Linked DNA regions of Homo sapiens: region 2 is linked to region 1. A link is a contact called in ENCODE Hi-C or POLR2A ChIA-PET data. All regions are on one chromosome and are shown on one strand. Each heading gives the region's core, a stretch centred on a gene start or an enhancer-like site at or near the end of the contact. The rest is flanking DNA. Distances are from core to core; before and after follow the strand shown.

The links. Hi-C counts contacts between places; a loop is a spot of excess contacts on that map. ChIA-PET counts read pairs that join two places held with the same protein, here RNA polymerase II (POLR2A). Pooled maps may share reads with other maps.
Region 2: a loop to region 1 is called in a map of sigmoid colon, with 2.1 times the contacts of the local background. The contact joins two enhancer-like sites. A Hi-C loop is called at or near these places in 5 of 168 maps with a recorded cell type or tissue (K562, breast epithelium, endothelial cell of umbilical vein and 2 more) and 7 of 50 pooled maps. POLR2A ChIA-PET finds 5 or more read pairs at or near these places in 10 of 52 experiments (AG04449, AG04450, HCT116 and 7 more).

What each region holds. Positions count from the first base shown.
Region 1 is chr6:3,280,150-3,287,328 of GRCh38, reverse strand. It overlaps SLC22A23 (solute carrier family 22 member 23), which reads left to right. Exons shown (of 10, transcript NM_015482.2): 7 at 238-470; 8 at 2,218-2,250; 9 at 3,354-3,477. Among named protein-coding and RNA genes, the nearest start is that of PSMG4, 25 kb to the right of the region's middle. RefSeq lists enhancers at 1-402, 3,884-4,811 and a silencer at 4,940-5,234. Within about 2 kb of position 5,033, at least 8 of the 41 ENCODE cell types and tissues checked have a DNase peak (open chromatin) inside an H3K27ac peak, as active enhancers do; they include PC-3, where a contact is called at or near this core.
Region 2 is chr6:3,326,886-3,333,639 of GRCh38, reverse strand. All of the region lies in intron 3 of SLC22A23 (solute carrier family 22 member 23), which reads left to right. Among named protein-coding and RNA genes, the nearest start is that of PSMG4, 71 kb to the right of the region's middle. Within about 2 kb of position 4,024, at least 7 of the 41 ENCODE cell types and tissues checked have a DNase peak (open chromatin) inside an H3K27ac peak, as active enhancers do; they include PC-3, where a contact is called at or near this core.

The DNA of each region.
Region 1 (7,179 bases), core at 3,784-6,283:
ATGGTAGTGGGGCATGAGCCTGGACCTCCATCAGGAGAAGCATTCCATATTTCTCCCACGTCTCCTCTTTTGCATTGGCTCTGTAATCTGCTCGTGGTTCGGTCATGATGGGCTTTTCTATGACACATTGAGTTGCTTCTTCATCTCCTGGTCACCTGACAGCACGAACTCCCAGGAGGCAGCGCAGCCCCTGGCATGGGGGCAGCCCACCCACTGCCGCTCGGTATGTCTCCACAGGCTGACGGGGTACGGGATCCACCACTGCTTTGCCAGGAGCATGATGGGCCACGAGGTGAAGGTGCCGCTCCTGGAGAACTTCTATGCTGACTACTATACCACGGCCAGCATCGCGCTGGTGTCCTGCCTGGCCATGTGCGTGGTGGTCCGATTCCTCGGGCGCAGGGGAGGGCTGCTGCTCTTCATGATCCTCACCGCCCTGGCCTCACTCCTGCAGCTCGGCCTCCTCAACCGTGAGTGGGTCGGGGAGGTGGGCTGGGTGCAGGGAGGGAAGCTGGCAGATCCCCAAGGGCATTTGAAAGGGCTGCATAAGACTCCGCTGGCCACTCTAAAATCTACTGCTGGAAGGAGCTGCTTTGGGGAGAACAGAGCTTCAGTTGAGAGCATCTGTGGAGCCCGCCTTAGAGGGCACTGGGCCTTCCCGCCTCCCCCTGCCCCTGCCCCGGCCCGGGCTGCACCATGATTCCTTCCGAGTCCTGGTGGCCCAGTCTTTGCTAATAGGTAGACTGCTTCTGTGTGATTCATCACATGACCAAGAAGAACAAAGGATTGTCTCTTTCGAGTGACATTAAGGGGGAAATAAATCTGTTTTGTCACCCTTGCATTAGGGCCCTGCTTTTCAGCAGATGTTCCCGAGTTCATCAGCTTCTCTTTGGACCAAAGAATTTCTCAGTAAAGGTTAAAAATAATCTGGCCGGGTGCGGTGGCTCACGCCTGTAATCCCAGCACTTTGGGAGGCTGAGGCGGTCGGATCATGAGGTCAGGAGTTCAAACCAGCCTGACCAATGTAGTGAAACCCCATCTCTACTAAATATACAAAAAATAATTAGCTGGGCTTGGTGGTACACGCCTGTAGTCCCAGCTACTCAGGAGGCTGAGGCAGAAGAATCACTTGAACTTGGGAGGCAGAGGTTGCAGTAAGCTGAGATCGCAGCACTGCACTCCAGCCTGGGTGACAGAGCAAGACTCCATCTCAAAAAAAAAAAAAAAATCTAAGGCAAAGCTAGAGAGTCCATCTGGCCCTTCCAGCAAGCTCTGTATAGCTCCTCACCAACAAATACCCATTCCCGTGTATGGACAAACCACCACAGCATCTCCGTGGCCAGCCCAGGGCGCGACGTGAACAGGCAGGACCGATGAGCCTCTTCTCCCACCCTGGCACGGTCCTCCTGGGACAGGCTCAGGACACTGCGGGAACATCGACCCCACAGAGCTCCCCTGCCTTTACAAGGAAAATGAACCCGGGCTCTCAGAACTAGACGCCAGGGCTGTCCACCGCACCCAGATCAGAGCGGCCTTGTCGTGCAGCCTAGATTAGAGATGGCTCACTTCAAACTCAGGAGCAGCTTTCTAACTTGGACAGTTCTTATGCAATCTATACCTTGCTGGGAGACTGCTGTTAGGCTTAGCTAATGGATTGCACACGTGGCGCCTGTCTCCCTCCATCCCCGTTCCCCAGCTGCCCTTCCAGGGAGTCTCCTGCTCACACAGTTGGGACGGAAGTGGCAGGGTGCCTCAGCCCCCGGGTGTTGTGGTGCCCCTTTGGCCCTGAGCAGGAATGCACAGGAGCCCCAGGCGAACACCAAGCAGCCGTGAGGAGCAGAGCTGGGGCTGGCAGGGGCACCCCACAGCACTTGACGCAGCTTGAATGCAGGCGGCAGTGACCTGTGGGTGACTTTACATGCAAGGAAGCTCACCCTTTGCACCTGCTGGGGTCTCACTGTGAAGGTTCCATTTTCTCCTCAGGCTCTGAGGCCAGCAGGGTCTCACTCCTGTCTTCCTAACAAAAAGATCTTTGTTTAGCGCAGTATGAATTCCACTGCCCCGGCGGCCAGCGCCATCCCAGACACGGAAGGGAGTTTGCTTGAACCAAGTCGCATGGGAACACGCTAGGCTAACTCCACACCTAATGTGCTCTCTTCTCTCTTCTCGCTTGCTTGGCCCTTGTCCGTGTGGGTGCGATCATGTCTGCGGGTCCAGTGATTGGAAAGTACAGCCAGCACCCAGACTCAGGTGAGTCCCAAGCGCGTGGGCTGTGCTTCCTCGTCTCATATTACATCTAAATGGGTGTTTTCTCGAAGACTCACGGACCTGTGGTTTCCATTTTCTCTTTCTCCCCGTTGCCCTCCAAGAACTGCAGCTGAAGTTGGCCGTAGGTTGGACACTATACGGATACATTTGTATTCTCCCTCTTGCCTCTAGAAAGAGCGACTGGTGCTTCCCTGTTTGTGTGCTGCTTGGCACGCATGCCCCCGCCCCTTCCCCTGGCACCAGGCTCAGCACAGGCCCTGGCCCGGCGCCAACATGCTTTGTCTTAGGGACAGTTGTCTGGGTGGGGGGAGAAAGCCTGGGAGTGCTGGGGCCCGGCTGTCTGTGCTGCCAGGGGAAGCCGCTGTCCCCCTTTGACTCATGTAAGCTTGCTGCCCTGCAGCCCATGGGGACAGCACAGTGCCGCCCTGCACCTCGAAGCTGCTGCTGCACCCGCCTGGCCTGCCCCAGCCCTCGCCCGTGTCCCTGGAGAGTGCTTGCCCTCTATGCAGCCTTGGGGAAGCTGAGCTGAGCCCCAGCTGTATGGTCCTGACAGCATGCCCGTGCACTGTGCCAGACCCTGTCCTGGCGCGAGGTCGGTCTCCGGTGCCATTTACGAGGGCTTTGATGGGTTGAACACTTGCCTTCTGGGCCCATAAATTCTGTGGCTTGAGTTTTTGTTTCCTTAAATCAACCCTGACTCAGCTACCCTGTCCCACACGTTGGGCACATCAGACCTGACTGGAGCAAACATAGGCCAGGGCAGAGGGATGTCGCTGTGGCACCAGGGACATGCCAGCCTGCCCTCCCACCAGGCATGGCTCCCGGCTGAGGAATTCCAATAGAGGCCACCATGAGCTTCAGCATGCTTGACGCACAGGGACTCATAGAAGCCCCACAAAACCCACTGCAGGGGCTCTGGGCTTCTAGTCCTTGAGGTGCTGCTTGGTCCCCAGAGGGAATTGCATACCCATCCATGCCGCAAGCTGGACACTGGGAAGGAGCTGTGCTGTGCAGCCCCAGGCCTCCCTCCCACCCTGGCCTGGCTTCCTCTCTTCCCTCACCACCTTCTTCTGACCTTCCCCCAGGGATGAGTGACAGCGTCAAGGACAAATTTTCCATCGCGTTTTCCATCGTGGGCATGTTTGCCTCCCATGCGGTGGGGAGCCTCAGCGTGTTCTTCTGTGCGGAGATCACCCCGACGGTGATAAGGTGCGTCATGGGAGACACCCCAGGGGACGCCGGCTTCTCGGAAATCAAAGACGAGTCCCTGGCTCCAGGCTGGTGTGGGATTAACCAGCGTCAGCTCTGTCTCTGGCTCTGGACACATCAGCTTCGTGGTTCATAGCTGAGGTGGCTGTTGGACCCAACCCCGAGGCGCCCAAGAGGCAGTGAGAACCTGGCCCTGGGGTCCTGTCCAGGCAGCAGCAGGAGGAAGGGGGAACAGGGAGCTACTCTGGGCCCAGGAAATATGTCAGTGTCTGAGCGTCTGGCAAGGGGGGGAGTGCAGCGGATCACTTATGCCGCACTTCCACCAGAACCTGTGCTGCCAACTCTGCTAAGAGACCTCACGGCACAGCTAGTGCAAAATGTTTCACAAAGTAGAAAGAGCCTACCCCCCGGCCCTCCCCGAGATGGAGTTTCACTCTTATTGCCCAGCCTGGAGTACAATGGCATGATCTTGGCTCACTGCAACCTCTGCCTCCCAAGTTCAGGTGATTCTCCTGCCTCAGCCTCCAGAGTAGCTGGGATTATAGGTGTGCGCCACCACGCCCGGCTAATTTTTACATTTTTAGTAGAGACGTGGTTTCACCTGGTTGGCCAGGCTGGTCTCGAACTCCTGACCTCAGGTGATCCCCCCACCTTGGCCTCCCAAAGTGCTAGGATTACAGGCGTGAACCACCGTGCCAGGCCAAAAGAGCCTTATTTCATACTGACCTGAGAAGTTGATGTCATGAATCCAAAGCGAGCACAGCGAGTGAGATTACTGACTCATGTAAGAAACATGGATGGAGAGCCCACTGCGCGCCAGACACTAGGCCCAGAAAACACAGCAGCACAGTCCCGCCCTCGTGGAGTCTGCGGCCATTTCATACCTCCCTAAAAGGTGTGACTAACCTGTGCTCAGCCACTTTTGCTTTAGTTCGGAAAGTGAGGCTGACCCCTTCCTGGTGCCGTCTCTGCCCCTGGGTCGTGGTTCATGGGTGCTACACGCCATTTACTGTTGCCACCATGCTTATAGGTTAATAAAAAGGCACGCCTCCACTAAAAGGGCATCACTCAGCTGCAGTCATTTTCCTACACTGTTTGTGACTTACTGAGGAGCTTGAGTTATACCACACTGAACTTCTTAAAGGAGTATCAGCATTTCTCATGCACGTGCCTTCATAAAACAGAACTTGAGAGTAATGGCAGTAGTTCAGCCGTGAGTCAAAACCCAGGTGTCCGCATAATGACACCCTTGGGAAAATCCAGTAGCGGCTATTCCAGTCCAAGGCAGACTATGTGGAGGCTAAGCTGGGGAAGGCTTTGGGAGCAAGTAGGCAGGTCCGTGGACTTTCTTACTTTCCACATTTCCAGTAGCCATGCTAACAACAGCATCTTCACGTCCACACTTTTTGATTCATTCTCTTGGATCGTATCCTACAGGCCCAGCCTGACAGCTACTGGGCACCTGGACAGAAATGCCAAGGCATTGTATGATTAAGCACAAGGAACTCATCCTGTCCCTACCTTCTGCATCAGCCACAGGGGAGAGATGAGTCAGGAGCTTATTTAGTGCTTGCAGTTGCAGGATACCTCAGGCCGACCGCAGGCTCACTCCCTGTCTAAAGGACGGAAAGTGAAATTTCTCTCCTTTATCAAACAAAACAGCAAAGCCAAGTCTTTCAATAGACCAGAATCCACAGTCAGACCTTCTGGGTTTCCAGCTGGCCTCCTGCAGCCTTTGCATGATTATGCATATTTTGTTGGGGGAGGGGGTGGCTAGCGGGTACCCCTTAACTCTGGCAGTTGGTAGGCATCATTATTCTCTGTTAGATTTGGCTTAGCAAGCTAGACGGAAGGAAATGCTGTAAGCTTTTCCTCTTTGACGCAAACCTGGAAAGATTTGAGGATAGAAATTCAACAAACATGTTCTCAGATTCAGCTTGCCAAGATGACAAACTGGAAAAAATATGTGACCCTTGGTGATGCTTTTGTGCCTGCAGAGGATGAAAGGAAATTAAGTCCAAAGGGGGTCCCTGGGCCAGGCTGGGAGAATGTCTAGCGTTCCTGACAAATCCCTCTTCTCGCTGGGAGCCCTTTTCACCCGTGCCATCGGGAGGCCACAGCTCTTTCTTGCAAATGACTGAGGAACAATTCCCACGGAGGCCCTAGGATGGAAGTAGACTCCCCTACCATCCCCCCACTTCACAGAGAAAATTCCAAGATAAGCCACGATGGGCAGCCTGGGGCCCGTGAGCTCCATCTTTCTTAGCACAGAACTAGCCTTTCCCTGTGACACTATTACAGACAAGCCTTCTGGCAGCAAAGGGTAAGGGGCCAGGATGGACTGCCTGGAAGCAAATATTAGGATATGAAATTTTCTGCAAAAAGTTCAAAAAATGCTTTTATACTTTTCATACTTGTTCCACCACAAAAAGCAACAAAGGCCTGCAGAAATCTATTGCCCCAAGGATGATAGAGGCCAAGTTAACTAAATATTGTTTCATGAGATTCTGTTCAGACCTCGCGTTGACAGAACCAGCTACCCGCTCAGGCCCAGGCCAGGTGGTGGTTCTCATCAGCCAGTGCACAGCTCTGATTCATCTGTAAGACATTGGGAGTTGGGTGACTTTGCAAGTCTATCTGACTGTGCCCATCTCCCAGCTTGACATGGGCAGAAGTGGCCTGGGGTCCTGGGCGGATCTGGAAGCAGCTGCTGGCTGTGCTGGGGCGGATCTTTTCTATCCACTGTCCATCTGGATGCTCCAGGTGGGCTCCGAGGCTTCCTTTGCCCTCACGGAGGGGTCCAGGTGAGAGAGGAGGCAGGCGCTGGTGATCATGACACCCGCCTGTTTTCTCCTGCCCTGCCCACTCCGGCAGCCCTGGCCCTTTCTAGATCATAAGTCGGACAGGCCTCCCTGAGACACTCCCTGACTGACGACTCCCTGACATCTGTCTTCCGCTCTAATGCTGCCTCAAGAATAGGCACCGAGGGCCAGGATGACCTGGGGTTAAGGGAGTATCAGAGTCTGTTCAACTTCTTTAAAAAGTTGTATCTTAAAGGCCGGGCACGGTGGCTCACGCCTGTAATCCCAGCACTTTGGGAGGCTGAGGCGGGCAGATCACGAGGTCAGGAGATCGAGAGGATCTGGCTAACACGATGAAACCCCGTCTCTACTAAAAATACAAAAAAAATTAGCCGGGCGTGGTGGCGGGCGCCTGTAGTCCCAGCTACTCAGGAGGCTGAGGCAGGAGAATGGCGTGAACCCAGGAGGCGGAGCTTACAGTGAGCCGAGATCGCGCCACTGCACTCCAGCCTGGGCGACAGAGCGAGACTCCATCTCAAAAAAAAAAAAAAAAAAAAAAAGTTGTGTCTTAAAAATGTCACATCTGAAAACAAGTACTGAGTAGCAGACAGGAAGCCAGCATGCGTCCCATGCCGGCAGCGCCTGTGGCGTGCGAGCGATGAGCAGCGGGGCAGGATGAGGGGAGGGTGCTGATGATATGGCCCGGAGCCTGGGAAGGAACCAGACGGAGCTGCCCATGATCCTGAGGCCGCCTCCCTGTGTGGCCTTGGGTGGGTCCCTCGGCCGGCTTTAGTGTCCTTGTCTTAAAACAAAACTGACTACAGGCACCTTGTTAGGCGGGGGTGGAGAATGGAGGCCATGTGCAAAGGGCCTGGGCTCAGCACAGGACAGTTCATATTCT
Region 2 (6,754 bases), core at 2,775-5,274, 47 kb before region 1:
TCAGGGCAAAGCTTCTGGGCAAGATGGCTCTTAGAGACCTGAGAAAAGGAGGAGGGAGATATGCAACTCCCTGGGGAGGACAGACGGGGAGTGCACAGCCCAGAAGGGGGGTGTGCTTGCTGGGTTAGAGGAGCAGCAGGGAGGCCAGTGTGGCTGAAGTGGAGCGATGGGGCGGGGAGGGGCAGGTGATGTGGTCTGAGGGATGCGGGAGGGGTGGAAATCACATGGGTCACTGTGAAAGACTTTGCTTTCACTCTGAGTGGAACAGGAGCCCTTGGAGGGGCACGTGTGGTGTGAAATTAGCTATCACCCAGAGTGATTGTGATTTTATGATGCTGCCTCTTCTGAACTGACCGTATTTCAGGGCAAAGAGCTGGCCCTTGTTGCTGAATACAAGTTCTTCCTTCCAAAGTAATTCAAGGTGAAAACAGTATACAGTGAAGGATGGAATTAGAAAATCAGATCACCATTTTGCACTCCCTACAAAACCTTTAGGGAAAATGTTGGTGAACAACTCTAGGATGGGAGGCTGAGGCGCCGCCGCTTTGCTCCATGGGTCAGTGGTAGCGTCATTCCCAGTAGGTGACCTCCTGCGGGGCAGCACCGTGACGCACAGGCACCAGCTGCGATACGCTCTTCCAAAAACCTGAACCTGGGTCTCACCAGACATTAGGTGGAGCTTCCAGTTTAGAGATTAAACCAGGGCATGAAGGAACATGTGAACGACATCACGGGACAGTCACATAAAACCAGCGGTTTCTTCAAGTTCCATGGGGAAAGAGGGTCGGGGGAAGTCTGCTCTAGACTGAAGGAGAATTAAGATATGTAATATGTGGATCTTGTTTGGATCCTGATTTAAAAAAAAAACTATAAAGAGACTTTTTTGAAGTAATTGAGTAGGTTGGACACAGACTAGATATTGAATAATATTAAAGAATTATTGTTAATTTTGTTAGATGTGAAAATGTCTTTTTTAGGAGAGACATATTTGTATTTAAAAGTAGAATGACATGATTTCAGGAATCTGATTTAAAATATTACAGAGAAGAGAGGGAAAGAGGCAGAAGAACCAAAAGGGCAACATATCCAAAATATTCATGACATGATTCTCTCTTCTTTGTGAATATATGAACATTCAAAAGAAAAGTGTTTTTAAATCCAGATGCAAGAGAAGATGGGAAAATGAGAGAAGAAGAGAAAAGAAGACTTACTTGGAAAGACTAAGTTGCTAATAATTCTTCTCTATTTAGAAGTATTATGCCAAAGAGTAAAATATATTTACTATTACTAGATGTCACACAGTAGTGATGCTGTGAACTGGTATTGAGATCTATTCTGTTTACCATACGCCCAGCCCCTGATTCCCTGATTGCTTGCCAAGCTCATAAAATAATGACAATTGATGATGACACTGATGATGAGAAATAAAAGTCAGATCATCTTCCCTGCCCTCCGACAGCTGGGGAACTGAGAGCATGCTGTTATGGGACAGAGCTTGAAGTAATTTAGGGCTCGGCTGTTTGGCCACATGCCTCGGAGGTTTCAAATCTGAAGGCCTGTGAGGCTCCATTTGCTCAAAAGCGTGATATAATTCTACAAACATGGTCACTCACTGCGTATGATTTTGATCCGTAGAATGGATAGCACCAGAAAAACTGAGGATTGGGAATTGTCACTTTGGAACTGGTTGTTGGAAAACCTGGGTGGTAAGCTGTGCTCTCCACCTTAAAGCCACCCTGTCCCGTCTCTGCTCCTTCAGTTAGCTTGACAATGAACAACAGACCTGAAAGGAAAGAATTCCAGTGGATGGGAGGGGATTCTGATGTTTGAAGTCGTTCCTCTCCTTGGCTTTCTCTGCTGTTTTTAAATACTAGGAGACTGAAAGTGTCATTAATTTAAATTCTTAAGCATGTGCTGCTGAGCATCAGTCTTTGTTTTTACACAGAAGAGATTGCTGAGCATTCAAATCCCTGTTCCTCATTTGAGTCATTATAATGTTAGTTTTAAAGAAAAAACAGAAGGTAGTAAAATCTGAAAAGAAACTGAACTCTGTGGCTCATGTTTGGTTTTATGGTTGATTTTCCTCAAATTATTATCCACATATAAATATATAGAACCATGATGTGGACTTTGATGAGTTCCCACGTAGGGTGCCGGGCCAGCTTCTACAGAGTCACTGGCCAGTCTCTTCCATGGTGACTATAATTGATTGGGGGGCACTGGTAAAGTGACTGAACTAGGGAGGAAAAAATGTTCACATTTATTCATGCGACAAGTATCTGAGCTTCTGGTGTGTGTCAGGCACAGTCCTAGGCTCTGAGGAGCAGCAGTAGGCAAAACCTGAAAAGCCCTTCCCTCCTTGGAGCTTAGATTCTGGTGGGGCACAGAGGAGGCCATACCTGAAGATAGCTTCTGCCTGCAGCAGAGATATGGGGTAATACAGGGGAAGCTGGCTTCAGCTCCCATCTTGTTTATTTCTTAACTGTGGGATCTTGGACCAGTCCCTTAATCACCCTGAGTTTCAGGGTCCTCTCATGTAAAATGAGCATTAAAAACAATACCTACATAATACAGTCATTGTGCAGATTAAATGAATTTAACACAGGAAAAATACCTCCCAAAGCATTTAGCTTTCAGCAAGTGAGAGCTGTTACTTCGCCTAGTAGTGCAGACATGATAGGTATTCAATTGGTAGTTAATTCAGTATTTCTGCATTTGAGCATTTAATGCCTATGTCTACATGTCTGGCAGACACTGGAATGTGATTTGTAAGAAATACTTAAAATTTCTCTGTTTTTTAAAATTTTCCCTTTCTCTAAATGGAGAAAACTACTCTTTCAGATTCTTCTGACCATTACTTTGGGTTGGCAGATCCTAAGTTAAGAGGAAAGAGGACGCCTTCCACGCGGAAGGGGAGATGTAGAGCTGTAATGGCAAGCTTTTACAGGAATACCCTCAAATGCTATTTGGGTCTCCATGACTGGCAATTTCAGGCCCTTCTGCTATAATAAGGAATTCCACAATCACATGTCCCAAAGTCTATTTTCCAGGATTCTGGGGGCCATGCGTCCTTGCCTGTGGCAGTAATTATTGAGTGGTGTGTTCACTTCCAGGCCCACTTGGGGAGTGACAGGAAGGAGGGAGGGTGCAGGGAAGAGGAGAGAGGCTCGCATGGTGGTCTGGGAGATGGTGAGGCCAGCGAGTAAGAGGAAGCTCCCTGCAGTTCTCCACTTTGCCAGGGAGGGGCGCAGTCCAGGATGATGGGGCTGTCTTCAGAGGACTGTGGTGGTCTCCAGGTGGGTGTCAGCAGCTTAGGGCCAAGCCTGAACCAGGTTGGTGGAAGCCCAGCGAGGCAGGCAGCATGGCCAGCCCTCCAGTCTCTGTTGAGAAAACTGCACCTCCTTCCTTTCCACATTTTCCCGCTGCTGGTGGAAATGGGCTTCTAGTCTATTGGATGATGGAGGAGGGCTGGGAGAGGGGAGGAGAGGGGTGATCCACTTGTAAGGACAGCGGGTTTGGAGAAGTGGCCTCTTTGAATCCTGTGTGTTCTGGGGCTGGGCAGGGCGGTGGGATCCCCAAGCCCCGGTGTCCTAGTGGCCCAGTCGGCCTTCGCAGAGGCTTCCCCTTGGGAGAGGATGGCCGGGCCGTTCAGCAGTGGCCTCTGGAAGGATTTCTCGTTCCGCAGGCCTGTTCCAGGAATTGTGTTTAATTTAGGAGCCTGAGCAGTGTGGGCAGACGCTGTCCTTTCCTGAGCCCGTCTCACCTCCCTCTGCCAGTGAGTTGTGCAGACTTGCCCTGTCCCGAGAGTGGCCTTGGGCCTGCAGAGTGCCCGGGGCAGCTTAGCAGGGTGGCCTCATGTCTGTGAGGCCAGCGACACATAGGAAGCCTTCCGTGGCTTCAGTATGAGCCAGGTGCGCTCGAGTGCTTCGTGAGTGTCGTTTTCTCATGACCACCTCATGTGGTAGGTACGATCGTTACCTACCTTGGCTGCAAGGACACAGGCTCAGAGCGGCTGAGTAACTTCACACCGCCCAGCAGAGGCCGGGGAGGAATCTAACCCCCACCTCTAGGCCAGAGCGGGCGCCTCATCCCATACCCTGCATGGCACGCTTTGTTCCGCGGGCACAATTCTGTGAATTCCTGTCCTCTGGCTTAAGTATTGTCAGTCAACTTAATATATTCCTTTGTTACTTGCCAACTCCAGTCCAGAAAAATCCTGTACTCTCATTTCAGAGAAGCCAGGAGCACTTAGCAATCCCAAGAAAATGTATATTCTCTCTATGGTCATAAGCATTCAAGAGTTTCTTAAACGTATTTAAGGAAGAATAAGTGTTGTGTTTTATTCATTTGTGCATTATGGGAGGATGGGCCTTTTTTTTTCAAAGATTGGCTTCAAAAGGTTTTTAAAATTTTATTTATAATCACTGAATCCAATGAACAGTTAGATCGGTGTGTGTGTTTGTGGGGGATGAGGGAGGTGGGGGGAGAATGTTAAAACTTTGGCCACCCCTGGTATTTCTGGTGGGCAGATGCCTTAGCCGCTGGAGCTGGGGCCAAGCCCTGCTCAGTAGCACAGCTCGGACCTTTGCGTGCTCCCTGGGGCTCCTCCCTGGGTGCTGCAGTGTTTTGACAGACGGTCCCTTGAGCTTGGCAGTGCCCTGTGAGGCTGGGACCTGGTCCAGGCTGGCCGGGGAAGAGAAGCAGGGACAGGATGAGAGAGTGGGGAGTAAGAAGGGGAGGGAGGGGGTGCAGCTTCGGAGATGGGCTTCACGGGAGGCCTCGTGTGAGCCTGTGTGATGGGCAGGACCTCCTGACCTCCGCCTCAGAGTTCAACCAGAGAAGAGGAAACAACAGGAGATATTTAGAGATTTTCTGCGAGGAATTGGCCCACACGACTGTGAGGGGTGGCCAGGCTGACATCCATGAGGGGCCAGCGGGAGGGCCAGCCATCAGGACTCCAGGGCATGGGGGCGGGCACTGCCGTCCACAGGTGGAATCTTCTTCCTCCTCAAGGAAGCCTCGGCCCTATGTTCAGGTCTTTCAACAGATGAGGCGAGACCCACCCAAATTATCTAGAAGCCCCTCGCTCAAAGTCAGCTCTCTCCTGGCAGCACCGGGGTTCCTGTTTGAGCAAATGCCTAAGACTGCAGCCCCGCCACGTGACACATCAAACCCCCACACCCCACTCCCTCAGGCCTTCCTCCTCCGTCACATAAAGTGTCTACCCTGGGAAGCGCAATGTGCTTTTCCTCCTGAAAATTTGTAAGAATCTGACGACTTCCGAAAAGCGTATCTCCCAGAGCTGTGGCCTCCTAACAATGCCACTTTTCTATCAAAGCCTCCGGGCGGCCTCTGTGCTCAGACTTAGTCATGGTCCCTGTTGATTCACTAAACAAATGCCTCAGTTCAGTCTCAGCTACGTACTGTTTCATTCTCACAACCCTCAGTAATCTCTCTGCTTATCGACAAAGTATATCTAGTTGCCAAGAGTAGCTTGTAAGCATTCTTCATTAAGGTGTTAGGGGAAAAGTAACGGTTGTTTGTTTGGTTGGTTGTTTTTTAGAGACAGGATCTCACCATGTCGAATGAGACCAATGAGCGACTTGGCAATAATTATATTGTTATGCAGGTTGGGCATCCCTAATCAGAACATCTGAAATCTGAAATGCTCTAGAATCTGAAACTTTTTGAGCACCTAAATGACACCACAAGTAGAAAATTTCACACATGACCTTATATGATGGGTCTCAGTCAAAACTTTGTTTCATGCACAAAATTATTCAAAATCTCATATAAAATTACCTTCAGGCTATGTATATAAGATTTATATGAAACATAAATGAATTTTGTTTTTAGACTTGGGTCCCTTGCCCAAGATATCTCGTTATGTATATGCAAGTATTCCAAAATCTGGAAAAATAATGCACGAGATTGTAACACATAGCACCTATGTTCTAGCACTATATGCTGTTTAGTGCTCACAACACCCCATTTTGCAGACAAAAAAACTGAGGCACAGAACTCCTAACTGACTGAACCAAGGTCACAGCTTCTATGTACCAGGAGCAGGATTTGAACTTGGGCACTCTAGCTACGGAGTCCAGGCTTTTAACCACAGCAGTGGAAGTGCTACATGCTGGCCACTTGAGATAGTTTAATGTTTGAATCTTTGATGCATCACCCAAGATACTTTCTTGTGGCCCTTAAATGTTTTACATAATCAGGGAGAGTCTGGCTGCCCATGAATGAAAATCTACTAAAAGGATTTGGGTTTGGTTCCATTGGCAAAGAAATTGATTCTAGTAAGTACCGGGACACAGCTGCCAGCCAAGGTCTTCCACGGGCACTGTGGACACCTGCCTGTGAGTGATCTACTCTCCACAGTAGCCAGGCCCTGAAGGGGCAGTTGGATTGGGGACATCATTCCCTGCCTTTCAAGCCCAAGGCCAGTGGCCCCTGGCCAGGCGACTGGAACCATCTTCAAGGTGTGGGAGCTGCTGCACCAAATGCTTCTGCTTGCAGAGCCCAGCAAAAACTATCCACCTGCAGTCCCCGTCCCTCCCAGCAGAAACGATCCACCTGCAGTCCCCGTCCCTCCCAGCAGAAACGATCCACCTGCAGTCCCCGTCCCTCCCAGCAGAAACGATCCACCTGCAGTCCCCGTCCCTCCTGATGGATGCCGGGACTCAAGGCTGAAATGTCCTCATGTGTTCTTTCCTCTCCCACTTCCAAAAAAACTGATTTGTCATCTTCC